Linked DNA regions of Homo sapiens: region 2 is linked to region 1. Evidence: chromatin loops called from intact Hi-C (ENCODE). Cell type or tissue: PC-9. All regions are shown on one strand. Links, peaks and the distances in the headings refer to the core of each region. The heading gives the core; the rest is flanking DNA. Region 1 overlaps DNAJC8 (DnaJ heat shock protein family (Hsp40) member C8). Region 2 has its middle 40 kb from the start of EYA3.

What was found. Hi-C counts contacts between places; a loop is a spot of excess contacts. Peaks named below come from ENCODE experiments on the same cell type or tissue, not always from the same donor. Only the 100,000 strongest peaks of a DNase experiment are listed, where the experiment ranks them.
Region 2: it touches region 1 in a loop (9-fold over the local background); 4 of 110 quality-filtered maps call a loop at or near these places.

What each region holds. Positions count from the first base shown.
Region 1 is chr1:28,187,576-28,200,515 of GRCh38, forward strand. It overlaps DNAJC8 (DnaJ heat shock protein family (Hsp40) member C8), which reads right to left. Exons shown (of 9, transcript NM_014280.3): 9 at 12,703-12,940. It also overlaps a transcript of PTAFR not described here. Among named protein-coding and RNA genes, the nearest start is that of PTAFR, 17 kb to the left of the region's middle. RefSeq lists an enhancer at 9,717-9,766 and a silencer at 12,090-12,419. In PC-9, for the core only: no CTCF peak of the experiment used is centred there; DNase peaks (open chromatin) are centred at 6,366 and 9,596; H3K4me3 peaks cover 864 bases; H3K27ac peaks cover 440 bases.
Region 2 is chr1:28,120,486-28,136,843 of GRCh38, forward strand. It overlaps the pseudogene ARL8BP2. Among named protein-coding and RNA genes, the nearest start is that of EYA3, 40 kb to the left of the region's middle. RefSeq lists an enhancer at 14,413-14,462. In PC-9, for the core only: no CTCF peak of the experiment used is centred there; a DNase peak (open chromatin) is centred at 8,886; H3K27ac peaks cover 1,953 bases.

The DNA.
Region 1 (12,940 bases), core at 4,764-12,763:
GCTCACTGCAACCTCTGTCTCTGGGCTCAAGCCATCCTCCCACTTGAGCCTCCCGAGTAGCTAGGAATAGAGGCACCGTGTATTTTTTGTAAAGGTGGGGTTTCGCCATGTTGCCCAAGCTGTTCTCAAACTCCTGGCCTCAAGCGATCTGTCCACCTCAGTCTCCCAAAGAGCTGGGATTACGGGCGTGAGGCACCATGCCCAGCCAAGAAAACTTCTTAAATTAAGACATGGAAATTACACATAATAAAGAAAAGCTGGATAAATTTGACCATAGAAATGTGAAAACTGTACATTAAAAGACACTGTAAAACTGATGAAAGCCAGGTGCAGTGGCTCACACCTGTAATCCCAGCACTTTGGGAGGCTGAGGCAGGCCGATCAATTGAGCCCAGGGTTCAAAACCAGCCTGGGCAACATAGCAAGACCTCATCTCTACTGAAAATACAAAAATGGCCGGGAGCAGTGGCTCACACCTGTAACCCCAGCACTTTGGGAGGCTGAGGCAGGTGGATCAATTGAGCCCAGCAGTTCAAAACCAGCCTGGGCAACATAGCAAGACCTCATCTCTACTGAAAATACAAAAATGGCTGGGAGCAGTGGCTCACACCTGTAACCCCAGCACTTTGGGAGGATGAAGCTGGCAGATCGCTTGAACCCAGGAGTTCGAGACCAGCTTGGGCAACGTATCAAGACGCTGTCTCTACTAAAAATACAAAAACTAGCCTGGTGTGATGGTGCACGCCTGTAATCCCAGCTACTTAGGAGGCTGAGGCATGAGAATCACTTGAGCCCAAGAGGCAGAGGTTGCACTGAGCCAAGATCTTGCCACTGCACGCCAGCCTGGGTGACAGAGGGGGACTCTGTCTCAAAAAACAAACAGGCTGGGTACAGTGGCTCATGCCTGTATCCTAGCACTTTGGGAGGCCAAGGCAGGAGGATCATCTGAGGTCAGGAATTCGAGACCAGCACGGCCAACGTGGTGAAACCCCGTCTCTACTAAAAATACAAAAAATTAGCTGGGTGACAGGCCCCTATAATCCCAGCTATTCAGCAGGCTGAGGCAGGAGAATCCCTTGAATCCTAGAGGTGGAGGAACCCGGGAGATCGCACCACTGCACTCCAGCCTGGGCAACAAGAGTGAAACTCCATCTAAAAAAAAACAAAAACCAAAAACTGATGAAGAGTCACAAATCAGAAGATATTTGCAACATATATAACAAAGAATTTTCAGGCATTGCATAATATAAATTTTAGAAGTCAACAAAAGAAAAACCCAATAGAAAAATGAGTCAATAAAGGAATAGGCAATTCACAGAAGGAAAAGCCCAAATGACCGAGAAATATAAAAATATAGTCAACATTTCAGGAAATCAGGAGCCTAAGTTAAAACAATCACCACCCACCTGAATAGAAGAAATTCAAGTCTGGCAGTTCCAAGTACTGGAGAGGATACAGAGCGATGGAAACTCTCATTACCCTGCCAAAAGACAGTGCAACTGCCACTACTATTTTGGAAGTTAATTTCATAATCAATGCTTGCCAGATGTTGTGCCAATTAAAAGAAAAATAAAATAATAAAAAATAATAGTTGTACAATAAAGTTGAAAATGTGCACATTCTTCCTAGGTATTTACCAAAAATATTAAACACAGAAATAAGGAAACAGACATTTGTATGATTCTTCAGTGCGATCCTGTACATATGTTAAAATGAGAAGAGCTGCATATAATAACAAAGATAATAAACATAATGCGGCCGGGCATGGTTGCTCATGCCTGTAATCTCAGCACTTTGGGAGACGGAGGCGGGCAGATCACGAGGTCAGGAGTTCGAGACCAGCCTGTTCAATATGGTAAAACCCCATCTCTACTTTTTAATACAAAAATTAGCCGGGCATGGTGGCGCGCGCCTGTAGTCCCAGCTACTCATGAGGCTGAGGCAGGAGAATCGCTTGAACCCAGGAGGTGGAGGTTGCAGTGAGCCGAGATGGTGCCCCTGCACTCCAACCTGGGCAACAGAGTGAGATTCCGTCTTTAAATAAATAAATAAATATAAATAAACATAATGCGATACTAAAAAAGCATGTTGCAGAGGATAAATTATACTTTTTGAGACAAGCTCATGCACTCCAGGCTGGAGTGCAGTGGCATGATCTTGGCTCACTGCAACCTCCACCTCCTGGGCTCAAGGCGTCCTCCCACCTCAGCCTCCCGAGTAGCAGAGACTACAGGTGCACACCACTGTGTCCAGCTAACTTTTGTATATTTTGTAGAGACAGGGTTTCACCATGTTGGTCAGGCTGTTCTCTAAATCCTGGAATCAAGTGATCTGCCTGCCTTAGTCTCCCAAAGTGCTGGGATTACAGGCATGAGCCACCATGCCTGGCCAAATAACATTTATTTTTTTTGAGATGGAGTTTTGCTCTTGTTCGTTGCCCAGGCTGGAGTGCAGTGGTGCAATCTCGGCTCACTGCAACCTCCACCTCCCAGGTTCAAGCGATTCTCCTGCCTCGGCCTCCCAAGTAGCTAGGATTATGGTCATGTGCCACCACGCCCGGCTAATTTTGTATTTTTAGTAGAGACGGGGTTTCTCCATGTTGGTCACGCTGGTCTCAAACTCCCGACCTCAGATGATCCGCCTGCCTGGGCCTCAGAGTGCTGGGATTACAGGCGTGAGCCACCATGCCTGGCCAGATAACATTTCTTAGCACATTAACACATTATTATGCTGGAGAATGCAATACACATGCATCCACATATAAAGACAAATTCAGGATATGATTACCTCTGGGAAAGAGGGGGTGGAATGAGTGTGGGTACACAGGAGGCTTCTATTACATCTGTAATATTTAACAGTGCAGTGGATACACAACTGTTTTGTAATATTATTCTACAGATTATATTTATCTTGTATTCTATAAGATAAATACATAAGCCTGAGATTGGCAAAGAGAATCTGGAGAATGAGGAAGTGAGAAGTCCAGGAATATGCCACATCATCTATCAGGCTTGCCATTAAGTCGTAGTAGTTAAGAAGGGGTGGTATAGACAATATCAAGGATAGACAATAGTGCAAAATAACAGAATAGAGAAAGAGTCACGGGAGGAAGGGGACTGCTCTAAAACCAGAGGTCTCTGAGAGCCCAAAAGTAACTTAGGCAGCAAGTTCCCAGGGAGACTCCTGGGGATGGACAGCCCTGAATCTTCTCTTCCTCCTCACCACAACCTCAGCTTCTCTCTTGGGCTCTCTCTCCCTCTCTCTCACAGCCTTCCTCAAACTTAGGGAGTTTCAATCTCACCTCTGCCACTTCACAACGGTGTCACCTTGGACAAGTCCCTGGGCCTCCCTGAGCCTCAGAGTCTTCATCTGTGAAGCACTGCCATCCTCACAATGGGATTAGGCCGGTAAAGGACGCCTGGCCGCTATCATTCTCCTCTCTTTTCTCCTCTTCCTCTTCCTCTCCCTCACCCTTTCCCTCCCTTGCTCAGGGCTGAGTCCTGCTGGCCCTCCCTCTTCAGCTCGGGAGCAAAGCAAGACCTGCTCCGCTCCCTATCTTGTAAGAAAGGTCACCGTGGCATGCACTGTATCCTGAGAGGAAGACTCAGAGATGTGGCCAGGCCTCGCGGGGGAGGCCTGACAGGGAGAACAATCCAGACCAGGAAATTCAAAGGCAGGGAGGTCCCTAGAGGTTTAGGGCAGCAGAGGACTTAAGTTGGAAGAAGCCCTAGATGAGGCCGCTGGCTTTGCCTGGGCAGGGGAGGGCCTGGGAAAGCCCACAGAGCCTGGGCACTCTTCATAGACCTAGAAAGCTATGACATTGGTATGAAATGTAACTGTCATGAGTCTAACTCAGTGGTTAAAAGAAACGTCTCCAGCCGGGCGCAGTGGTATATGCCTGTAGTCCAAGCGTTTTGGGAGGCCAGGGTGGGTGGACCACTTGAGCTCAGGAGTTTGAGACCAGCCTGAGCAACATAGCGAAACCTCATCTCTACAAAAAGAAAAAAGAAAAGAGAGAGAGAGAGAGAGAGAGAGAGAGAGGTCTCCTAGAGTAACTCAGGCTTCCTCCAAGAGGGAGATAGGGTGGTTGGAGAACAAGGATAGGAGAGCGTCTTTTCTCTATGTACTCTTTTATATCTATTGAACTTTTAACTTGCTAATTTGTTAACTCTCTCTCTTTTTTTTTTTTAATTAAAAAAAAAAGAGGCCAGGTGTGGTAGCTCATGCCTGCTGCAATCCCAGCACTCTGAGAAGCCAAGGCGAGAGGATCGCTTGAGTTCAGGAGTTCAAAACCAGCCTAGGCAACATGATGAAACCCTGTCTCTACAAAAAAATATAAAAATTAGCTGGTCATGGTGGTGCATGCCTGTGGTCCCAGTTACTCATGAAGGGACTGAGGCGGGAGGATCGTTTGAGCCTGGGGTCTCCAGGCTGCTATGAGCTGAGATCGTGCCGCCACTGCCCTCCAACCTGGATGACAGAGTGAGATTGTGTCTCAATAAATAAATAGTAAAACATTTAAAAAAAAAAAGGTGGACTCTGGGACCAGACTCACCTAAGTTTAAATTCCATTACAGCCTCTTAGTTGTGGTACATTAGGCAAGTTTCTTAACCTCTCTGAGCCTATTTCCATAGTTGTAAAATGAAGATAATAATACCTACTTCATAAAGGTTTTACACAACTGCATAAGATAATACTTGTGGCCGGGCGCAGTGGCTTATGCCTGTAATCCCAGCACTTTGGGAGACCGAGGCGGGTGGATCACCTGAGGTCAGGAGTTCGAGACCAGCCTGACCAACATGGAGAAACCCCGTCTCTACAAAAATAGAAAATTAGCCGGGCATGATGGCACATGCCTGTAATCCCAGCTACTTGGAAGTCTGAGGCAGGAGAATCACTTGAACCTGGGAGGTGGAGGTCGCAGTGAGCCAAGATCACGCCATTGCACTCCAGCCTGGGCAATGAGAGCAAAACTCCGTCTCAAAAAAAAAAAAAAAAAAAAGATAATGTTTGTAAAAGCCTTGGTGTTTGGCTCCCAGGAGGCATGTGGTAAATGCTGGGTTTTTTTTTTGTTTGTTTGTTTGTTTTTAAGACAGAGTCTCGCTCTGTGCCCAGGCTGGAGTGCAGTGGTGGGATCTCAGCTCACCGTAACCTCCGCTTCTCGGGTTCAAGTGATTCTCCTGCCTCAACCTCCCAAGTAGCTGGGATTACAGGCACCCGCCACCATGCCGGGCTAATTTTTGTGTTTTTAGTAGAAACATGGTTTCACCATGTTGGCCGGGCTGGTCTCGAACTCCCGACCTCAGGTGATCCACCTGTGTTTTTATTATCAGTGTGCTCTAAGTCCTAGGGCCATAGGAAGCAGCACTGAGACAGCTGGGAGTGCTAGCTTCTCCTGTCATGCTCTTTAGTGCGGCTGGGACCCCCGGCTCAGCTCTGCCCTTCTTGCTCCACTGTGTGGCCTGGCTGCCAGTGCATGAGCTCGGGAGGGTAAGAAGTGGGGATGGGATTACTGACCTACTGACTGAACAGTAGGGCGGGTGCATCTAGGGGAAGGGGAGTTCTGTGATATGTACAGATGGTTGCATTGCTGTGTGTCTGTGTGTGTGTGTGTGTAGGGAAGATATTTGTGAGACCTTGCGGAGTAGGTTTGTTTGCAGTGAGTGGGTGGAGGGTCTTCCGGGTTGGGGTGTGGATCTGTCAGTGCAGTTGTGCATGTTGTGTGTCTGTAAGGATGTTTTCCCTTGGGTTAGGATCTGCATCATGTGAGGCAATATTGTCCGTTGGTGCCCGTTCGTGTATGTGTATAGGGAGGGTCATGGGTTGTATCTGTGGATGATGAGGGTCTGTTGTGTGTTGTGAAGGGATTCTGTGGGTGACGAGGATGTGTTTTGTGTGGTGTGTGAGGAATGCTGCGTCTGTTGGTGAGTGTGTGTGAATGGCCCTGAGGGGTGAGAGGATTGTGCTGTGTCTGTGGGCAACAAAGACGGGCCATGTGTCCTTGAGGGGGTGCCAACAGGAGGGAAATCAGACATCACCTAGCTCTGTGGACCCTTCCAGAATCTGAGCAGCCCTGGGGATTCTGCAGGGCAGCTAGACAAAGCGGCCGAAACTTAGCCCTTCCCTCAGGCCACCAGCCTCTTACCTGAGAAACAGCAGGGACAATGGTCCAGGCAGTGACAAAGAGGCTGAGGCAGATGGGGGTCCCCTGAGAGCATGTTTCCTGGACGGCTTCTCGGGGAGGTCCTGGATGACTTCTCGGGGAGCTCAGGAAGCAGGTAATGAGTGCACAGGAGGCAGAGGACGGGCCCAGGCACAGGTGTGTGACTCACTCTGCTCTACCCTCCAATGAGCAGCAGCAGGATGAAGGATTAGGAAAGGCCTGCCCCCGGGCTCTGCTGGGTGGGCAGGGCAGCTGAGGCCAGGAAGCCAGCTCCTGGGGCGGGGCCCCAACACCAAGGTCACCGGGAATACCCACATCCAGCCAGGCACACCAGCTCATCCCACAATACTGGGCTGGGCCCCTCTGATGCTGCGCCCCTCTGGGAGGAAGGGCTGGGCTTGGGCTGGCAGGGGAGAGAGGAACTGGGTCCTTTGACTGAGGGGGAGATGAGCCCTGACCTAGAGAAGGTTTTAGCCCTGTCCTCAGGAGCCCCCAGCCTGGGGGAGATGGGGACACAGCCCTGTCCTCAGGAGCCCCAAGCCTGGGGGAGATGGGGACACAGCCCTGTCCTCAGGAGTCCCCAGCCTGGGGGAGATGGGGACACAGCCCTGTCCTCGGGAGCCCGGGCTTCAATTCAATGGGTACAGCCCCAAATCCAGTGAGCCCCAAGTTGATGAAAAAGACCCAAAGCTGCTTTCAGAAGGCACCCTGTCTGAGGGGACACACAGCCAGTTTGCCCACAGGAGGCCAGTACAATGGGTGTGACAAAGCCCTGCCCACAGGTGCCCTCAACAGAAGGGGAGACAGACCTGCCTTCAGAAATGCCCAGCCTCTGGGAAAGAGAAGTTTCTGCCTTCTGAAGCCATATCCGGCTGAGAGGGAGACAAAGCCATCCCTGTCCCCATAGCCATCAGGCTGAGGGAGAAGACAAACCCTTGCACCTCAGAGTTCTGGCAAAAGCCTAGGACTGCACCCAGTGCTCCAGCTTTGCACGTTCTGCACTGAAAGTTACTCTATTTCTATTAATACCTCTCCCCACCGCCCCCTACCACAACCAAAATATTGGGCTTAGCAGGGAGCAGAGGTGTCAGGCCACAGAGGAAAGCAAACTGGGCCATGGCATAGGTGAACATTCTCAAATGCCAGCTCTAAGAATCTGCCAGATGAGGGCTTAACCGCCGCCTCTGGTCCTCAGCTTGAGCCCTGCAGTGAATGTTTTCTGAGCCTATTTCCTGAGTCTGTAAGAGCCACACATACTCCCTACCTCACACTTAGCATGATGACTGGCACGTACCAGGAATTCAGTAAATGAAAATCACTTTATTTACCCAAGCTCCTGTTGAGTGTCCCAGGCTTAGGGGTCAACTCCTTTCCCCACATCAGACTCAGTTGGAGAACTTGTTAAAAATAAAAGTTTAGCCGGGCGGGGTGGCTCACGCCTGTAATCCTAGCACTTTGGGAGGCTGAGGTGAGTGGATCACCCAAGGTCAGGAGTTCAAGACCAGCCTGGTCAACATGGTGAAACCCCGTCTGTACTAAAAATACAAAAATTAGCCAGGCATGGTGGTGGGCGCCTGTAATCCCAGCTACTCGGGAGGCTGAGGCAGGAGAATCGCTTGAACCCAGGAGGTCGAGGTTGCAGTGAGCTGAGATTGCACCATTGCACCCCAGCCTGGTTGACAAGAGTGAGACTCCATCTCAAAAAAATAAAAAATAAAATAAATTAATTAAATAAAGGCTTAGGCCAGGCGTAGTGGTGTATGTCTGTAATCTCATCACTGTGGGAGGCTGCCGTAGAGGATCACTTGAGACCAGGAGTTCGAGACCAGCCTGGGCAACAAATCCAGACCCCATCTCTACCAAGAAAAAAAAAATTAGCTAAGTATGGTGGTTTGCACCTGCAGTCCCAGCTATTTGGGAGACTGAGGTAGGAGGATCGTTCAAGCCCAGGAGATTGAGGCTGCAGTGAGCCATGATTGCAACTGCACTCCAGCCTGGGTGACAGAGCAAGACCCCATTTCAAAAAAAAAAAAAAAAAAAGATTCTGATATAGCAGTGCTGGTGATGGGGCCAGGAAGAGTAAAATTTTAACAAGCACCCAGGCGATTCCAAGGTAGCAGCCCATGGAGCAATACAGGCTTGGAAGGACTCCAGAGGAAGCCAAGGAGAGGAGGGTTCAATCCTTCAGAGGCTGTTTCTAGCTATGCTTGCCTATCTCCCACCAGAGGAATGGCAGCCCCACTAAGCCACAGGTATGTGGTTAGGATAATGGCATCACTGACAGAACCCTAAGCTCTACCCACCCCCCACCTCTTGGAGGACTGGCTGTCCCTGCCTGATGGCTCCATCCCTGGCTGGGTTAAGTTGGGAGCTTGTTAAAGATCCAGCTGTCTGTCTCCCCACCACACACACACATACCCCACCCTGAATCAGAATCTTCAGGGAGATCAGAAAATGTCCTTGTAGGCCAGGTGCGGTGGCTTATGCCTATAATCCTAGCACTGTAGGAGGTTGAGGTGGGAGGACTACTTGAGCTCCGGAGTTCGAGACCAGCCTGAGCAACATAGTGAGGCAGGATAGTTTGAGCCCGGGAGGTTGAGGCAGCAGTGAGCCATGATCATCGTGCCACCACACTGCAGCCTGGGCAACAAAGACCCTGTCTCAAAAAAAAAAAAAAAAAAAAAGAAATGTCTTTTTAACAAGCTTCCCAGGTGTCCTCAATCCTCAGCTCTTTCATCCCTTTATTTAAGCAGGGAACAACCAGCAGGAGTGGGGCAGAGAGGAACGGCCACTGTGCACCCCACTGTGCTGGGCACCTGGCTTCCCTGACCTCCTCAGTCCTCAGGATACCACACACAGTAGAGTCAGGATTCAAACTCCAGTCTGTCTGATGCCAAATGCAGGCATATTGTCTCCATTTGGAAGGTTTGCCTCCATTTGTTTTATAATGAACAGAATCTCACTAATTTGCAAAACAGGAATGGAGACGGTGTTTTTACCCTCATTTTACCAGAGGAGGCAGCTAAAGTCCAGAGAGGGGAAATGATTTGCCAGAGACACAATGCTAATGAGTGGTAGAGCAGAAAACTCAAGGAGGTGGGTGACTTCACGCCCTTTTGCACTCATTCCACAGGGCCCTTGTCGAGCTCCGAGCCCCCAGTTCTAATGGTGAGAAGCACTGATAACCTCCAGCAAGAGGCAGATGATCCAGATGTGCTAGGTTGAGGTTGGGGAGAGGGAGAAGGAAATCTAGAGGGGCAAATCCTGTTTCCTTGAGTTCCACCCTTACAGCAGGCCCAGACCCATCCACAACCTCCCACACATTTCTTCCTACTTCCACTGGGGCCCCAGGGAAGCGGGAGGGGCCAGAAAGTGAAGCTGGCTGTGGCTGCTCCAGGAAGCAGCTGAGAAGCCACAGCCATAGGGTTGCGGGCGTTCAGGTGACTGGAATGCCGAAGGCAACAACAGCTGATGCTTTCTTTCAGTGGTTACAATTTTTTTTTTTTTTTTTTTGAGACGGAGTCTCGCTCTGTCACCCAGGCTGGAGTGCAGTGGCACAAGATCTTGGCTCACTGCCTGCAACCTCCACCTCCGGGGTTCGTGATTCTCCTGCCTCAGCTTCCCAAGTAGCTGGGACACAGGCACGTACCACCATGCCTGCACCACCGTGCCCAGCTAATTTTTTATTTTTAGTAGAGACGGGGTTTCACTATGTTGGCCGGGGTGGTCTCAAACTCCTGACCTCTAGTGATCTGCCTGCATCGGCCTCTCAAAGTGCTCGGATTACAGGCATGAACCACCACGCCCAGCCTACACTTCATTTTAAAGGTGCAGTTCCCACTTTACATACCAGGATGCTGAGGCTCAGAGTTGATGTTACTGGCCCATATGCCGGGTTTCTACCCATACCTGGCTGGCTCCTTCCACCTCACCTCTGCCCACAAAGGTCCTCTTGCCAGCAGTTGGCTCCACAGCTGGGGAGCCTATCTGCTCCACTATTTACAGAAAACAAGAAAAGTGGCTCATCCAGCCTTTCATTTTCTTCTGGGCCCTGGCACTCCTCCAGCAAGCCTTCCCTACCCAGAGAGCTCCCCTTAACCTATTCATGGATGAAGGGGTGGGAGAGGATGGCACTGCCATAGCCACAGCCCCACCCTGGAGGCCGGTCTTGACTGTACTGCCTCAAGTCAATGCCCAGCATACACTCCTCTCCCCAGCCACGTCATCACAGAGATTGCTCCAAGCAGGGTTATGAGAATGGGCTGGGACCACTGCTGATCTTCCCAGTGGGTCTGTCACTAAAATGTGCCAGAAAGTAAGTGGGAAGACTTTGGTCCATCTAGGAAAATACGATGTCCTGACTGAAACCCAAATTCCTCAATATGCCATTACGATCTCCCTGATCTCATCTCACCTCACGTCTGTGCTCTAAGCATAACAAATGTTGTTCAGTCCCATGAATGGGCTATTCTCTTACCTTCTGGGCCTTTGCACATGCCACTCTCTCTGACTGAAACACCTTTCCCTCAAGTCCCACCCCTTCTGTGCCAGACACTGTTGTTTCTAGCAGGCATTCTTTTTTTTTTTTTTTGAGACGGAGTTTCATTGTCGCCCAGGATGGAGTGCAGTGGCGCGATCTCGGCTCACTGCAAGATCCACATCCCGAGTTCACGCCATTCTCCTGCCTCAGCCTCCCGAGTAGCTGGGACTACAGGCGCCTGCTACCACGTCCGGCTAATTTTTTGTATTTTTAGTAGAGACAGGGTGTCACCGTGTTAGCCAGGATGGCCTCGATCTCCTGACCTTGTGATCCGCCTGCCTTGACCTCCCAAAGTGCTGGGATTACAGGCGTGAGCCACCCCACCCGGCCTTTCCAGCAGGCATTCTTTCATCTTTACCAACTTAATTTTATTGGAAACAGGTGCCCAATCCCAAGGAGTAAGGCTTGGTATATTGCCTGTCTGTTCTTCGCAGCTCTCCCAGCCAAACTTACCAAGAGGGGTCCCTGTGACCCATTTTCTAACCAGTGACATCTTCTGGGAAAAATTTTGCTCCCTGGATGACTTATTTCTGTTTGGTAGTTGTTATAAGATGTGGTGCTAGAAACTTCTTGCAACTATGAGATGCCAAACCCTCCACAGAGGACGGAGAAGCATAGTAAGAGCCTGTTTCCCTGGAGGTATTACTGAATGAATGATTCCACCATGAACAATACCTGAAACCACCTGTCTCCACTTATGGAAGTAAAATATTCCTCTAATTCTTTTTGCCAGTTATTCCTTGCAGCCAAAACACTCCTAACTGATGCATCAGCCCCTGGGTTCCAGTTTTTAAAAGGGCCACTTTCTTCAGGAAACATTCCCTGGCTGCTAAAAATGAGATCAAGGGCCCCCTTCTCGGAGCAGTGGACAGTCTTCTTGCCCGTGTGCCCCAGCTGTGAGGCAGGCAACAGGGGTCCTGCAGTGTTCACCACTGTATTTCTAAACCAGCATATTTGTTCAATGAATAAACACACCTGATATGATTTGGATTTGTGTCCCCACCCAAATCTCATGCCCAATTGTAATCCCCCACGTTGGAGGAGGGACCTGGTAAGAGGTCATATGATCCATATGTTTGGATCATAGGGGCCGCCCCCTTTGCTGTTCTTGTGATAGTGAGTTCTTATCTATCACTATCCAGATAGTGAGATCTGGTTGTTTAAAAGCGTACAGCACCTCTCCCTGCGCTCTCTTCCTCCTGCTCCGGCCATGTAAGACGTGCCTCCTTCCTCTTCACCTTCTGCCACAACTGTTAAGTTTCCTGAGGCCTCCCCAGCCATGCTTCCTGTAAAGCCTGTGAAACCATGAGTCAATTAAACCTCTTTTCTTTATAAATTACCCAGTCTCAGGTAGTTCTTCATAGCAGTGTGAGAACTAACACCCATAGCTAATTGCTGGCACAGCCTCCTTGAGGGCAAAGGTAAGTTTGCAGATAGCTGAACTGAACCACCACCACTTAACCTCTAAGGAAGCGGTGTGTGCACCCACATCCTGGACTGAAATGGGGTTGCTTGGCTTTGCTTGGCTAGAAAAGATAATCACTGCCCCCCTAGTCAGGACTGCATTACCTCACGGCATGTATCACTTTTGCAGGGCAACTAAACATTTTCTCCCCCTGCCTTGGTCCAGTTTTAGCCAGAAGCACACCCACCCACCCACCCACTCATCACTGTGCTCTACTTCACATGTGGTTTGGATGTGCTCAGTGGTACTTGGAAGGACAGTAAGACACCCAAGCCTCTGTCCTCTCCCACAGAGAAATGAAAGTTGCACTTCTCATGATACTAAAAGACATGGTGCCTTTCGTAGTCATTGTGCCTGTTTACTCATCTACAAGACATTGCAAAAAGCAAAACTCTAGTTTTGAGTCACCTAGTTTCCTGTATCTTCACATTTCAAGTGTCACCTTTCCCCTTCTCACTTTGGGCCCCTCCTGAGGGCTGATTCTGTCCCTGAAAGCAAGCAGGACATTTAAGCATAGACTGTGAGCTGGACGCTTTCATATATTACTTCATTTAATCCTCAAAACAATCAGTATCTTCATTTTACACAGAAATAATAGGATATTGGCAATACCCAAGGAGCACTATGGTAGTTACCTTGTATATGCCATGGCAAATCTGCCCTAAAAGCTGCTGCAGTAATTCATATTCCCATTTCATAGATGAAGAAACTAAGGTTCAGCCAGGTCTGTCCAACCCCAAAGCATTTTGGGGTTCAGCCAAGCCAGACAAG
Region 2 (16,358 bases), core at 5,196-13,195, 67 kb before region 1:
AAGTGTGATATCTATATTATCCTTTTCTTTGCAAGAAATTGAGGCTGGGCGCAGTGGCTCACACCTGTAATCCCAGCAGTTTGGGAGGCCGAGGCGGGTGGATCACGAGGTCAAGAGATCAAGACCATCCTGGCCAACATGGTGAAACCCCGTCTCTACTAAAAATACAAAAATTAGCTGGGCGTGGTGGCGGGTGCCCCTAGTCCCAACTACTCGGGAGGCTGAGGCAAGACAATCGCTTGAACCCGGGAAGCGGAGGTTGCAGTGAGCAGAGATCGTGCCGTTGCACTCCAGCTTGGTGACAGAGCGAGACTCCGTCTCAAAACAAACAAACAACAACAACAACAAAAGAAATTGAATAGCGGCAAACTTCTCTATCCTCAATAGCACACAGGCTCATTTTTTCAATTAGCTGTTTCTCATCCAAGGCATTAGGAAGATCTCCCTTGTTTCCAAGCACTTAGCCCTGGAATTCCTCGCAACTGTGGTTTCTTAGAAGATTATGTAGCTCATTTCGGGAAGCTTCTATCTTTTCACGATCTGCAGCATCTGTCATGTAAACAATAGCATTGACTTCTCTGCAATACCGCTCCCACATGCTTCGAAATCGGGCTTGTCCTCCTATGTCCTAGATCTTTATTGTGACGTTACCTTGTTACTTCCCTCATGTTGAAGCCCACTGTGGGTATCATATCTTCACTGAATTGACCTGACGCGATGACATTGACAAAGGTGGTCTTGCCCGAGTACTGCAGCCCCACGAGCATCAGCTCCATCTCCTCCTTCCAGAAGAGCGAACGGAACCAGTCCAGCAGGCGGGAGATGAGTGCCAGCATGATGGCGGCCGGCAGCGAGGACGGACGGGAGGACGGAGAGTGGAGGCGACCACGACTTCCACACGAGCAGGCCTCCGCCCAGACCCCCCAACGGCTCCTTCGGGTCCCAGAGCAACACGGGCGGACCCCAGGGGGCGGCAGCTGCCTAGGGTTTTTTTTGGTTTTTTTGAGACGGAGTCGCGCTCAGTCGCCCAGGCTGGAGTGCAGTGGCGCAATCTCGGCTCACTGCCAGCTCCGCCTCCCGGGTTCCCGCCATTCTCCTGCCTCAGCCTCCCAAGTAACTGGGACTACAGGCGCCCGCCACCACGCCCGGCTAATTTTTTGTAGTTTTAGTAGAGACGGGGTTTCACCGTGTTAGCCAGGATGGTTTCAATCTCCTGACCTCGTGCTCCACCCGTCTCGGCCTCCCAAAGTGCTGGGATTACAGGCGTGAGCCACCGATCCCGGCCTCGATTTGTTAAAAAAAAAAAAAATCTACAGGCTGAGCACGATGGCTCATGCCTGTAATCCCAGCACTTTGGGAGGCTGAGGCAGGAGGATTGCTTCAGGCCAGGAGTTCAAGAAAAGTCTAGGCAACAAAGCGAGACTCTTGTCTCTACAAAAAATAAAAAAAATTAGCCAGGCGTAGTGGCATGCGCCTGTAGTCCCACCTAATGGGGAGGCTGAGCTGGGAGAATCACTTGAGCCCAGGAGGTGAAGGCTGCAGTGAGCTGTGTTTGCACCACTGCACTCCTGCCTGGGTGACAGAGGGAGACCCTATGTTAAACAAACAAACTCTACAAAGCGCAATAAAGTAAAACACAATAAAACAAAGTATGCCTGTATACAGAAGGATGTGTGTCGGTTATATGCAAATATTGCACTATTTTACATAAGATATTTCAGCATCCACATATTTTGGAATCATGGAGGCGCTAGAATCAATCCCTGGTGGATATCGAGGGATGACTGTGTATTCATTCAAGCAACAAAAAGAAAGCCTCATGGCTGGAGTAAGAGTCAGGGACAGTAGTGATTGGGCAAGAGCCAAATAACCATGGGGCTTGGTAAGGAATTTGGATGTTATTTTAGGCATAATAGGAAACTGGAAACTACTGAAAGGTTTTTTTGTTTTGTTTCATTTTGTTTTGAGACAAGGTCTCACTCTGTCACCCAGGCTGGAATGCAGTAGCACAATCACAGCTCACTGCAGTCTTCACATCTTGGGCTCAAGTGATCCTCCCATCTCAGCCTCCCGAATAGCTGGGATTACAAGCATGTACCATCACACCTGGCTAATTTTTGCATTTTTAGTAGAGATGGGGTTTCTCCATGTTGGTCAGGCTGGTCTCGAACTCCTGGCCTCAAGTGACCTGCCCGCCTCGGCCTCCCAAAGTGCTGAGATTACAGGCGTGATCCACCACGCCCCACCATGGAAACTACCAAAAGGCTTTGTACAGAGAAACAACACGATATTTTTTATTTATTTATTTTTATTTTTTGGAGACAGGTTCTGGCTCTTCCACCCAAGCTAGAGTGCTGTGGTGTGATCAAGGCTCACTGCAACCTCATTCTCCTGGGCTCAAGTGATCCTTCCACCTCAGCCTCCCAAGTAGCTGGGACCAGAGGCATGTGCCACTGTGGCCCACCAATTTTTTCTTTTTTATGGAGATGGGGTCTCACTGTGTTGCCCAGGCTTACAATCTATGATTTTTTCAAGACAGGGTCTCACTCTGGGCTGGAGTGTAGTCCCATGATCAAAGCTCACTGCAGCCAGGTGCGGTGGCTCACGCCTCTAATCCCAGCACTTTGGGAGGCTGAGGCGGGCAGATCATAAGGTCAGGAGATCCAGACCATCCTGGCTAACACGGTGAAACCCTGTCTCTACTAAAAATACAAAAAATTAGCCGGGCATGGTGGCAGGCACCTGTAGTCCCAGCTACTCAAGAGGCTGAGGCAGGAGACTGGCGTGAATCCGGGAGGCAGAGCTTGCAGTAAGCCGAGATCACACCACTGCACTCCAGCCTGGGCGACAGAGTGAGACTCTGTCTCAAAAAAACAAAAACAAAAACAAAAACAACTCACTGCAACCTGGAACTCCTTGGCGCAAGCAATCCTCTCGCCTCAGCCTCTGGAGCAGCTGGGGTAACAGGCACAAGTCACTGTGCCTGGCTCAACAACACAATCTTATTACATTATTAAAAGATCACTCTAGCCGCTGTGCTAAGAATGGATTGTGTAGGAGGTAAGGGGAGAAGTGGAGAGAATGTTGCAATAGTCCAGGCGAGAGAGAATGATGGCTACAACAGGAGCAGCAGTGGAGGGGGTGGTGAGGAGGAGCAGGAGTCTGGATTTATTTGGAAGGTTCCATTTCCTGGTTTTAGTTCCTCATCAGACCTGTCTACTTCCTGCCCCCGTGTTCATCCAAATTTCCCCCTTTTTCCTCCCTCTAAATGTCCATTCTGCTTAGGCTAGCGTATGGGAAGGATTCTGCTATTTGCAACCAAACCATCCTGACTAGGCACCTTGGCTCTCCAGACTGATCTAATTCACCACTCCCCATGACATGACCTGGTTTCATGCTCCCTGTGTTAAGCAAAGTGTTTTCTGTTGTGAGTAATACACACAGGAATTAACAAACCTCCTGTGGGTAACATTTCTTCAGGAGAATTTTCAAAGGAAGCAGTCCAAGATTTTGTTTGTTTTTTTTTTTTTGAGATGGAGTCTCGCTCTGTCCCCCACGCTGGAGTGCAGTGGCGTGATCTCGGCTCCCTGCAACCTCCGCCTCCCGGGTTCAAGCGGTTCTTCTGCCTCAGCCTCCCGAGTAGCTGGGACTACAGGCGCCCGCCACCATGCCTGGCTAATTTTTTGTATTTTTAGTAGAGACGGGGTTTCACCATGTTAGCCAGGATGGTCTCGATCTCCTGACCTCGTGATCCGCCCGTCTCGGCCTCCCAAAGTGCTGGGATTACAGGCGTGAGCCACCGCGCCCGGCCAGCAGTCCAAGATTTATTTTATGATGTGGGAAAAATGCTTAAATCATATGTCACCTCCAGTTGTACCTACAACATTAGATAAGAGGTAGAGATCATAGTAAGAGGTGCCAGCTGGGCACGGTGGCTCATGCCTGTAATCCCAGTGCTTTGGGGGGCTGAGGTGGGTGGATCACCTGAGGTCAGGAGTTCGAGACCAGCATGGCCAACATGGCAAAACCTCGTCTCTTCTAAAAATACAAAAATTAGCCAGGTGTGGTGGTGCACGCCTGTAATCCCAGCTACTCAGGAGGCTGAAGCAGGAGAATCTCTTGAACCCAGTGAGCCAAGATCCTGCCATTGCACTCCAGCCTGGGCTATAAGAAGAAAACTCCATCACAAAAAAAAAAAAAAAAAAAAAAAAAAGAGGTGCTAAAATATATAGCCAATACTCGGCGGGTGTGGTGGCTCAGGCCTATAATCCTGACCTCAAGGGATCCACCCACCTCGGCCTCCCAAAGCACTGGGATTACAGCAAAGTGCTGGGATTACAGCAAAGTGCTGGGATTACAGGCATGAGTCACTACACCTGGCCTCCATTAATATGTATGTATGTATGTATGTATTTTTTTTTTTTTTTTTTGAGACGGAGTTTCGCTCTTGTCGCCTAGGCTGGAGTGCAATGGCACGATCTCGGCTCACTGCAACCTCTGCCTCCCAGGTTCAAGTGATTCTCCTGCCTCAGCCTCCCGAGTAGCTGGGATTACAAGTGCCCGCCACCACGCCCAGCTAATTTTTGTATTTTTAGTAGAGACAGGGTTTCACCATGTTGGCCAGGCTGGTCTCAAATTCCTGACTTCAGGTGATCCATCCACCTCGGCCTCCCAAAGTGCTGGAATTACAGGCATGAACCACTGCTCCCGGCCTAATATTTCTTAAACACCTAGCATCTGTCAGAAGCTAGGGATACAACAATGACAGAGACAGATATGTTCCCCGCCTCCATGGAGTTTATATTTTAGTAAGAAAGACAGACAGTAACAAGTAAAAATGCCAAAGAAGAAAAACGCGAAGCAATGCAAGTGATAATCTAATGAAGGAAAAAAGCAAGGAGTTGCTAAGATGGAAAAAAAGACTAATTCTTGTGAAGTTAAATACAATTAGCTTGAACTCACAGCCCTTGGAGAGTGAGAAACAAGAGTCCCTCTAGTATTTCAGCATGTAGTTGAGGATGGAGGGCAATGAATCTCTGGCTTCTGGTCTACTCTGGCTCCAGTTCCCGTCTCTTGGATTCTTAACTCCCTGCCATCAACCAGATTCCTGGGATGAACAAGCAAGACATTGAGAATCGTATAGTACCACCTGGTTCTGTACTCGAGCCCATTATCAGCATTTTTTTTTCCTGGCAGATCATTTTCCACCATTCCTTTCCATCAGTGGGCTTCCTAGGGTTGATGGCATACTGAATCCTCCCTAAGCCAGCCACACCCTCTTGTCTAGAACTGTCCTCAGAGTATGGGCAGAATAGTATAGGGGTTCAGAATCCCCACCCTGCCACTTACTAACTATGTAACCAGAAGCAAGCGACTTAAGTCTCTCTATGCCCCAGTTTTCTAGTCTTTTTTTTTTTTTTTTTTTTGGAGACGGAGTCTTGCTCTGTCACCCAGGCTGGAGTGCAATCGTGTGATCTCGGCTCACTGCAACCTCCGCCTCCCAGGTTCAAGCAATTCTCTGCCTCAGCCTCCCAAGTAGCTGGGATTACAGGCGCCCGCTACCACACCTGGCTAATTTTTTGTATTTTTAGTAGAGACGGGTTTTCACCATCTTGGCCAGGCTGGTCTTGAACTCCTGACCTCATGATCCACCCTCCTCAGCCTCCCAAAGTGCCAGGATTACAGGTGTGAGCCACTGCACCTGGCCTTTCTGGTTTTAAAATGGGATTATTAATATTCCTAACCTCATAGAGTTAATAGATGTAAAGCATTTAGAGTCGTGTCTGGCTTATTAATAAATGTTAGCAATCATTCTTATTTAGCACTTTTCCATGGAAGGCACTGCAATAGCTACCTTATGTACTATAGCTCATTGAATCTTCTCAAGGTCATGCAAGGCAAGTGGTATTACCCCATTTGCAGATTGGAACACTGAGGCTCAGAGTGGTCAAGGCATTGTTTTGCTCAAGTTTCCACAACCAAGAAGTAGCTGACCTGGGATTTAAACCTGGGAAGGTGACATTGAATATTTCCCCCTCCTTCCTCCACATTATTCTGCCTACCCCGGAGACGAGTTTCACACCTCCTTTCCTCAGCCTCTCTTGGTCTTGGGTGAATTCATCCTCTTTCCAAGACATGTTTTGCCAGTCAAGCCCTTGAAGGTCCTTTCAGGTCCATGAAGCTGATTGCTTTTAAATGTAGGTCCCTTAGGAGATGACTTCATCTCAATCTTCCAATCCTCTCATTTTATATATAGAGAGAAACTTAGTCTCACCATCTTTTATAATTTTCTACAGAAATTAAAGTTTCTCTTCTGAATTATAAAGTCATGATAAAACGTATCTTCCAAAGGACGTAGGAATTGATCTGAAATTTCATCAAAAGTTTATCTCAAACGTTAAATCATGATCATTCTGGGGCACTTCCACATTCCAGATCTACAAGTGTCAAAGCTAAGGGAACTGAACAAAATATATAGAACTGTATATCTCAGAAAAGAGAAGTAGCAGCAGTTGACAGGAAGAGCAACATCCTCAATTTTCAAGATATTTACAAAGTTTGTGTGTGTTTTTCTCTTCCTAAGTTCCCTCTTCAAAGAAAATTATTCCTCCCCAGTTCCAATAAACTTTTGCTGACCAGCACAACCTGTCCACCTTTGCTATTAAAGGGACAAAAAGTAAGTCAGCTATGAGGCACCTTATATATTAGTAAAAACTAAAAATAATTATAACAGTCAGTGCTGGCAAGGATATGACAAAACTAGTATTTACATAATTTGCTGGTGGTGGTGTAACTGTCACAACCCTTCAAAAAGAACTTTGGCAATATATTTCACCGGGTGGTAATTCCTTTCCCAGAACTTTATTATAACTAAATTATAATAAAGGGGAAACAAAGTAGCAAAAACCTGGAAATGACTTGCATGTCACGTGTTTTGAGCACTTACTTTGTAGCAGGTTCTATGTTATACACTCAACACAAATAATCTCATTTAATCCTCAAAACAATTCTAGGAGGGATATGCTATTTTACTCCTTGTATTCTGAATGGGGAAACTGGGACTACAAGGAATAAAGTAATTTTCCCATGGCTCAACAGCTGTAGGGCAAGGGAGGGTTTAAATCATTGAGGAACAATGAAGATACAGAATTCTTCTTCCTTCTACAGTAGTGTATGGAGAAGGGGCATGGATGGCCACTTCTCAAGCCTCTACAATGTGCTAGTTACTGTAGATTGGTTGTCTCATTAAAGCCTCTCATCTTCAAGATAGGAGATCAATAGACTCTTTGACAAGTGTGGAAACTGATACTAAGAAAGGGGAAGTGGTCAACTCAGTCAGACAACAAGTGATCACTGTCCCAGAATTCTAGCCCAGCATGTCTGATTCTAGAGTCCATGCTCCTTCCTCAGGCTGTCTCTTTAAGAAAGACTCAAAATATAGTAACTGAAGTCAATTCAGGCATGGGGAATGTTGGGCTGGTGGAGATGGGGAGGATGTTTGACCGCTGAGCCTAGAGGACACTGACCTATCTCCAGAGGCACTTTCTGGGAAATCAGACAGCCCTAGGTTTGGGATCCAAGGAGGAGTGGGAACATGGTATAGCCTTAGCAGGTCTTTAACCGAGGCAGCTAAGAGGCAGGTAATATGCAAAGTCTGAGGCTATGTTCAGTCACAACTGGAGAACTAAATAGAAAAATTGAGGCAGAATCTCAGTCAAGGACCATAGCAGCATGGGAGAAGAAGAAGACGGCAGCATTGTGATTTGTGGGTTTCCAGAAGTACCCTCCAATACTCCATGGCCTTTTCCTTTTTTTTTTTTTTTTTTTGTAATTCAACTTTAAGTTCTGGGGTACATGTGCAGGATGTGCAGGTTTGTTACACAGGTAAACATGTGCCATGGTGGTTTGCTGCATAGATCAAGCCATCACCTAGGTATGAAGCCCCCCCTCCATTAGCTATTCTTCCTGATGCTCTCCCTCCCCACTCCATGGCCTTTTCTGTGTCCACAACGGCTTTCCCCACAGGAGAAAAGGGGCAAGATCACAGACCATGACAATATCTTGCCCCTTTCTAGGGATCACCCTCCTGTCCACCAGACCAGAAGCAAATGGATACAGGAGGCAAAACTGGTCCTGGGGCCGGGCGCGGTGGCCCACATCTGTAATCCCAGCACTTTGGGAGGCCAAGGCAGGCAGATCACGAGGTCAGGAGTTCAAGACCAGCCTGACCAACATGGTGAAACCCCGTCTCTACTAAAAATACAAAAAAAATTAGCTGGGTGTGGTGGTGTGTGCCTGTAATCCCAGCTACTCAGGAGGCTGACTCAGGAGGCTGAGGCAGAAGAATCACTTGAACCCGGGAGGCGGAGGTTGCAGTGAGCTGAGATCGCGCCACTGCACTCCAGCCTGGGCGACAGAGTGAGACTCCATCTCAAAAAAACAAAAAATAAAAATGGTCCTGGAATCTCCCACCCCACCTAACCACACCCACGCCCTTGCTGGGCTTGGTCCAGGATGTAAACTGGGTGGGCTGACAGGAGAGACCTCGAAGGAAGGGGCTGGGAAGGCTGAGGAAGCAGACTCAGGGGAAGAAAACTCCTCATCACGGACTTGTTCTCTGCCCTGGGATGTTAGCACATGAAACAAGAGGCTCCATTCACATCTCCAAGACTCTTGCCCTCTGTTCCCTTAAGCCCATAGCACACCTTTCCTTCCTTCCTGTGTAGATCACAAGGGGACCAGGGAAGGGATTGCACAGCAGGATACAAATGAGGAAAACTGGGCTCAAGCTTCTGTTCCACCCACAAGGGCCACTGTGCCCTGAGTCATGTTCCCAGCAACGAGAAAACCTAGAGTGCATCCAGGGGTGAAATCTTCCTGGGGAAAGGCACTCAAGATGGATGATTCACTCTCCTGAGTGCAGAATGAGGTGTCAAGGTGTGTGGTTCTAAGAACCTTGTCAAACAGATCAGACTCACCTTGGAAAGACAGTGCCTCCACCCCAGAGGCACCATCTCCCATAGTCAGCCCCAGCCCAGCCAAGGTGGATGAAGATGACCAGATTCTGGGGAACAGAGGGCAAGAAGAATGGGAAGTATGAAAATACCCAGTACTGGCTGGCCGCGTTGGCTCACACCTGTAATCCCAGAACTTTGGGAGGCCAAGGCGGGCAGATCACCTGAGGTCAGGAGCTCAAGACCAGCCTGGCCAACATGGCAAAACCCTGTCTCTACTAAAAATGCAAAAATTAGCCAGGCGTGGTAGCACATGCCTGTAATCCCAGCTACTCGGGAGGCTGAGGCAGGAGAATCGCTTGAACCCGAGAGGCAGAGGTTGCAGTGAGCCAAGATTGTGCCACTGCACTCCAGCCTAGGTGACAGAGCCAGACTCCATCTCACACACACACACACACACACACACACACACACACAAAAGATAATGTTTACTTAGTACTCACTGTGTGTCAGGTATTATTCTATGCCTTTTACTTAATCCTTAGGGCAACCCCATGCAGTAGATGATAATGTCACTCCCATTTTACAGATGAGAACCAGGTCACAGAGAAGTTCAATGACTCACCCAGGGTCACACAGCTACTAAGTGGCAAGGCCAGAATCTGAACCAAGGTAGTCTGGCGCCAGAGACTGTGCCCATAACCATTTCACCAGTGATTACCTAGCTATGCCTAGCTGGTCATCTAGTGATTACCTAGTTATGCCTAAGGAATAACCTGGAATGGGGGTTTTATCCTTCTCTCTTGCTGCATATCAGCACTCTGTGGCAGAAAATGGTCATAGGCAGCTCCTGAGTTCCTATCTCCCCTATTTAAGACTGAACCTGGAATTCCAGATTCCCAGGAAAGGGACTCTGATGGGCCAGTGCGAGTCAGATCCATCCATACCCCTAATCCAATCAGTCGGGCAGGGTTGAGGGACACAGATTCACATAGTTATAGAAGCCCCATCGTATCAATCATGTGACAACGGCAGGGACGATTACCAGAAAGATGGGGAGGATGCACTGAAAAGTCACCGCAAAAGGTTTCCACTGTAGGAAACTGAGGCTCAGGGAGTTGAACAATTTGCTCAAGATCACCCAGAGTTAATGAAGCCCAGATTCTAACTCATTTTGTTTTTTTCCTCCAAATCTAGGTCCTTTTCTCCATACCACCCAGCCTCCCCACAAAAAGGGAGATACCTTGGTTAGATGCCTAAGGTAAGTTCACAAGTTAATTTTCATTTAACCAGTGTTCTTTAAGCACCTGTTATGTATCAGGCACTGTTCTAGGCACTGAGGTTACATAAACAGATAAAATCTTGTCTGAAATAAAGGCAAGGTAAAAAACAAAAAACGACAACAGAGAATGAAGGCGCCAGCTCTCGTGGAGCTGACATTCTACTGAATCCCTTGAGTGAGGACAGAGGCCTCTCCTCAAGAACTGCTCCTTCAGCTGGGTCCCAGGTGGTGTGAAACATGGAGAGAACTTGGGTTTTGATGTCTGTTGTAGACATTGGCTCCTTTTATTGGCATGAACTATTCCCTTGTAGATTGCACAAGTGGCACCGATTCTTCACCTTTCTCTGTATCCACACCCTTTGTCACAAAACTTCGCGGTGCTCTGATTCTGGGCTTAGTCATGTGACTTGCAGTGGCTCGTGCCTGTAATCCCAACACTTTAGAAGGCTGAGGTGGGAGAATCATTTCAGCGCAGGAGTTCAAGATCAACCTGAGAAACAAAATGAGACCCAGTCTCTACATATAATAAAGTTTAAAAAAAAATTAGCTGAGCCCTGCGTGGTGGCTCATGCCTGTAATCCCAGCACTTCGGGAGGCCGAGGCAGGCGGATCATGAAGTCAGATCGAGACCATCCTGGCTAACACGGTGAAACCCTGACTCTACTAAAAATACCAAAAATTAGCCGGGCGTGGTGGTGGGCGCCTGTAGTCCTAGCTACTCGGGAGGCTGAGGCAGGAGAATGGCGTGAACCCGGGAGGCAGAGGTTGCAGTGAGCCGAAATCACGCCACTGCACTCCAGCCTGGGTGACAGAGCGAGACTCCGTCTCAAAAAAAAAAAAAAAAAAAAAAAAAATTGGCTGAGCATGGTGGTGCATACCTGTAATCCTAGATACTTGGGAGGCTTAGCCAGGGGTGATACCCGTGGGCTAAGGGAGGTCCCCAAATGTCAGTGGGACCTCAACCCCGGCCAGTGTCCAGGTTCTTGACCCCATCACAAGAAGGAATTAAAGGATGAATCAAAAAACAGTGAAAGTAGGCTGGACGTGGTGGCTCATGCCTGTAATCCCAGCACTTTGGGAGGCTGAGGCAGGCGGATCACTCGAGGCCAGGAGTTCAAGACCAGCCTGGGCCAGATGGTGAAACCCTGTCTCTACTAAAAATACAAAAATTAGTTGGGTGTGGTAGTGCACACCTATGGTCCCAGCTACTCAGGAGGCTGAGGTGGGAGAATTGCTTGAACACAGAAGGTGGAAATTGCAGTGAGCCAAGATAACCCCACTGCCCTCCAGCCTGGGCAACAGAGGGAGACCCTATCTTAAAAAAACAGTGAAAGTAGGGCGATTTATTGTAAAGTGAAAAGTACACACCCAGGAGAGGGGAGTAAGGGTGGACTCAAGAGAAAGTGCCACACAGTAGAGTTTGAGGTTTCTACCTTTATGGGTTTCTTTAACCAAGAGGTTGAATATTCATTAAGATTCCTGGAAAAAGGTGAAGATTTCTTGGAACTGTGGTGCCACTCATTTTTACACCTAATATGGGTGTTCTCAGAACTGTCACAGCGCTGGTGGGTGTGTAATTTGTATGTTAATAAGCATATAATGAGGTCCTGGGAGAAACCTAGGTCAAATCCAGTTTCACGTTGGGTCCAGTTGGTCTCAGCCAGCTTGGCCCACACCCTGGTTTTTCAGGGTCTTATCCCCTAGCTTCTGCAGCTATTTCAACGGTTTCATTTTGCTAGTCATGTGAAACTGCTGCCTGGAGTTTTCTATTCTCCTGTGACCACCGTGTATTATTCTTGTCTCAGGAGGATTGTTTGAGCCTGGGAGGTCAAGACTGCAGTGAGCTGCCATCGCACCACTGCACTCCAGTCTGGGCGATAGAGCAAGCAAGACCCTGTTTCAAAAAAAAAAAAAAAAGGCATGCAGTTCATATAGCGTTTTTACTTAGCAGCCTCCACCTAGTGAAACCGTCTTTGCAAAAATTATAACAGTGAAAGCGATCTGATCTAACCAACCTCCCTATCTTGCCTTTAACCTCCAATCTGCCCTTGGTCATTCCTGGACTTGGGCCAAGCTAACTTTGGGAGAAATTTAGTTTATAGCTTAAATGATAATAGCCCTTCTCCCAAACGAAATCACCTTGGTAAAACTAATGAAAGACCACCAGGTTAGGAGGATAAGAGAAGCCTGAATTCGGCTAAGATGTAGGCATAAATGATTACCAGCCATTACTCCAGAGGTCACAAGATTTGCAACTTCCTCAATTACTCCTGCAGATAACATCATTATTGTAGAACCTAAGATTGGCTTTGAGTTGTCTTTTCAGGCCTTTGCATTTCTTTTCTCTCTCTCTCTCTCTCTTTTTTTTTTTTTTTTTTTGTTGTTGTTGTTGAAACAGGGTCTTGCTCTGTTATCCAGGCTGGAGTGCAGTGGCATGATCATAGTTCACAATAGCCTCAACCTCCTGGGCTCAAAGGATCCTTCTGCCTTAGCCTCCCCAGCTGGGACTATAGGCATGCACCACCACACTCCGCTAATTTTTTTTTATTTTTAGTAAAGATAGGGTCTCACTATGTTGCCCAGGTATGTCTTGAACTTCTGAACCCAAGCTATCCTCCCACCTTGACCTCCCAAAGTGCTGGGATTACAGGCATGAGCCACTGCACCCAGCCGGCTTTTGCATTCCTGATGACCCGATGGCCCCACTGGACCCACCGACTGGATTTTGGCCCCCACCCATAAGCAGACTCAGCATGCTAGGACCATTTTCCACACCTCTATAATTGCATCCCAGCCAATCAGCAGCACCCATTCCCTAGCCACCCACCTCCCTGCCAAAGGTTATCTTTGAAAAACCTTAGCCTCCAATTTTTCAAGGATACTGCTTTGAGTAATGATAAAACGCTGGTGTCCTGTTTAGCCAGTTCTACATGTGTGAGACTCTTCCTCTATTGCAATTCCCCTATCTCGATAAATCAGCTCTATCTGGGCAGTGGGCAAGAAGAAACCACTGGGCAGTTAAACTAGCAACCTCCATTTAACCCAAAACAAAGGGCCTCCATCCCCCGCACAGTCTGTGTTCCAAGGGATGGGCCAGGGGTTTCAATGTCCTTCATAGATAAGGAGTGAATCTCTGGCTTGGCCACTCCCAGATCCCTCTTGGATCATAGGGTAATTCATAGGGTATGCTTATATTATGACTGTCAGGTGTGTCTGCCATACAACCCTTCTCACACCCCTGCCATCACCCATGAGAACATGCCAGACTTTCCTACTGAAGGAACAGACCCAGATGCCCTAGTCTTCCCAGCCAAGGTCAGACTAAATCAATCAACAGCCAGCCAACCTCCAGATGTGTAGCATGTCCAAAGCAGAACAGCAGAGCTGTCTAGCTGATCACCAGATGTATGAGTGATCTGTGATGAACGATGAATGTTTAAATGCTTCCGAAGCATGTGATTATTTGCTATTTATCACTGTTGTGGAAATAGATAACTGAAATAACCTCCTCTATCCCAATAATGTGTTAATTTCCTTTGTAGCCTTGATTGAAAAGTAACTCCAGATGACCCATTTCATTAAATAATCCATGGAGGACAGGGCCAGAGTTGATTCCATCAGACACCCTCTCCTGAGAATCTGAATTTTGAAACAGTGCGGGCAGGATAGGAGATCTTGTTGGAAATCATTCATCATGGTGGTAGTGGCAGCACTCAGGTGAAAATGTGCCTGCAACCTGATCCTAGGCCTTCCAACTCTCCTTTGGTTCCTGTGTATCCCCAAGCTTGCTTCTCCAGCTACCTACAACTTATTTGAGCCCCACCCACATCCTTCCAATAAATTCTATTTTGCTAAAAATAGGCAGAGGCGATGTCTGTTGCTTGCAACCAAGTATCCTAACTGCTACTCCACCATGTAGACCCTAATTCAAGTCCCAGGCCTGCTATTATACTTAGCAGCTGATCCTTGTCCAGGAATTGTACCCCGCCATTATCATGGGCCCAGGTTCCTTCTATCACTGTTCTACTATTGTGGCCCATAGCTTTCACCTTCAAAGTCACTTCAAGGCATAAGATGGCTGCAGGAGCACCAAATTCCAGGCAAGGAAAAAAAAAGGAGGGAAGAGCAGAAGGGGATTATAGCTGAGTAAGCTTCTTTGAAGCACTATTTCCAGATGACCTATCAACTCTTTCACTTTTAGGAGACCAGAATATTCTACCTCCCCACCTCCAAATATGCCTCTTTTGCATAAGGACTATTCTGAGCTGAAGGCAATTGAGAAGAAGCAGATACAACAAAAGGTCTCTACCCTCCCCCATTAGCCTAAAAGCAAGACATAAGTTTACAAAGGCAAAGGTGTCCTTCCTCCCCTCCCAACCACGAGAAACAGAGGTTGATCTCTGAAGACAACTTTAGACCCTCATTTGCTGGAAGAAGACACCAAAGGAATCTATGTGACAAACTTTACTAACTAGCCTTTACCTACTATTTATTTGCCTTCCCCAAATTTGCTTCCCCAGGGGACTCAAAAGTCCTTTTCTGGCCAGGCACGGTGGCTCACACCTGTAATCCCAGCACTTTGGGAGGCCGAGGTAGGTGGATCACCTGAGGTCAGGAGTTCGAGAGCAGCCTGGCCAACATGGTGAAACCTCGTCTCTACTAGAAATACAAAAAATTAGCCAGGCGTGGTTGTGGGTGCCTGTAATCCCAGCTACTCGGGAAGCTGAGGCAGGAGAATCACTTGAACTCGGGAGGCGTAGGTTGCAGTGAACCAGGATTGCGCCACTGCACTCCAGCCTGGTCAACAAGAGCGAAACTCCGTCTCAAAAAAAAAAAGTCCTTTTCCTTTGCCTTGTCACTTTTCCAAAACTTTACTGTTCTTTGTTGAAAATTCTCCATAAGCCTGAATTCAAAGCCACCTCTTTGCGACTTACTCAACCCCTGGGTAGCTCTCTTGTGAACATGAGGTATGCATGTTAATAGACTTCTGTTTATTTTTCTCGTCTTCTGTTACCAGGTTGTGTCCTAGTTAAGAACTATGAAGGGTAAAAGAGGAAGTTCTTTTTCCTCCCCTACAACTTACAGCTCATTGACCATAACTTAGTCACAGGGCTACACCTAGCTATAAGGAATGTAATCTTTCGGCTAGGTGCATTGCCAGCACCTAGATTAAAAACAGGGTTCTTCTACTTAGGAACAGGGAGACAATAGATATTAGGCAACACGCCTTCTTGCTGCAGCTAATTGCTCATGTTCAACAGTATGTATAATAATTCTTAACAGATTATAAAATGATTTCCTCTCCATTACCTTCCCAAGTTGGGCGGTGGTTTGTGCCTGTAAATCTCAGCTACCCAGGAGGCTGAGGCAGGAGGATCATTTGAGGCCAGGAGTTTGAGTCTATTACCTCCCCAGAGCCTCCTAACATATTCGTGCAGTAGTTGCCATTATCTTCATTTTTACAACTGGGGAAACTGAGGTTCAGAGATAGACAATCAGTTACCTAAGGCCAAACAACTAGTGACGTCAGAACTAGGAGACAAATCCAGCTCTAACTCCAAGGTCCATGGTCTTCCCCATTGCCCCTCTTGCCCTCCTGAGCTTCTTTTGGCTGCTGCTGTAGTTAAAGGTCATTTATTGTGAAACATCCCTAATGTTAGGAGCCATTAACAGGCCACACATAAGATCAAGTGTAAGCAAATTGACTATGGAGAGCTGTCGTCTTCTCTTTCCTTTCTAGTGCTCCTCTCTCTCTCCCCAGTGCCCACAGAATACATGAATGTATGTGAAGTTACTTCTGGAATGCTGCCCTCTCCGGCCAACCTGTAGCCTGGGGCAACATTTGTGCCCACTGGGCTGATAAGGGAGGGACATCAGCAGTTACCTAAGGAGAGACAAGCTCTCTGTAATTCAAGAACAATCAATGACCCATCCCAAGTGTTAAATTATCCACATCTTAGAAGAGTGAAGAGAAGGGAATTGACATTATACCCATTTTACATATAAGGAAACTGAGGCAAATGCCCAGGATCACATAGCCAGCAAGTGTCAGGCCTGAGATTCAGGATGATCTCGATCTCCTGACCTCGTGATCCTCCTGCCTTGGCCTCCCAAAGTGCTGG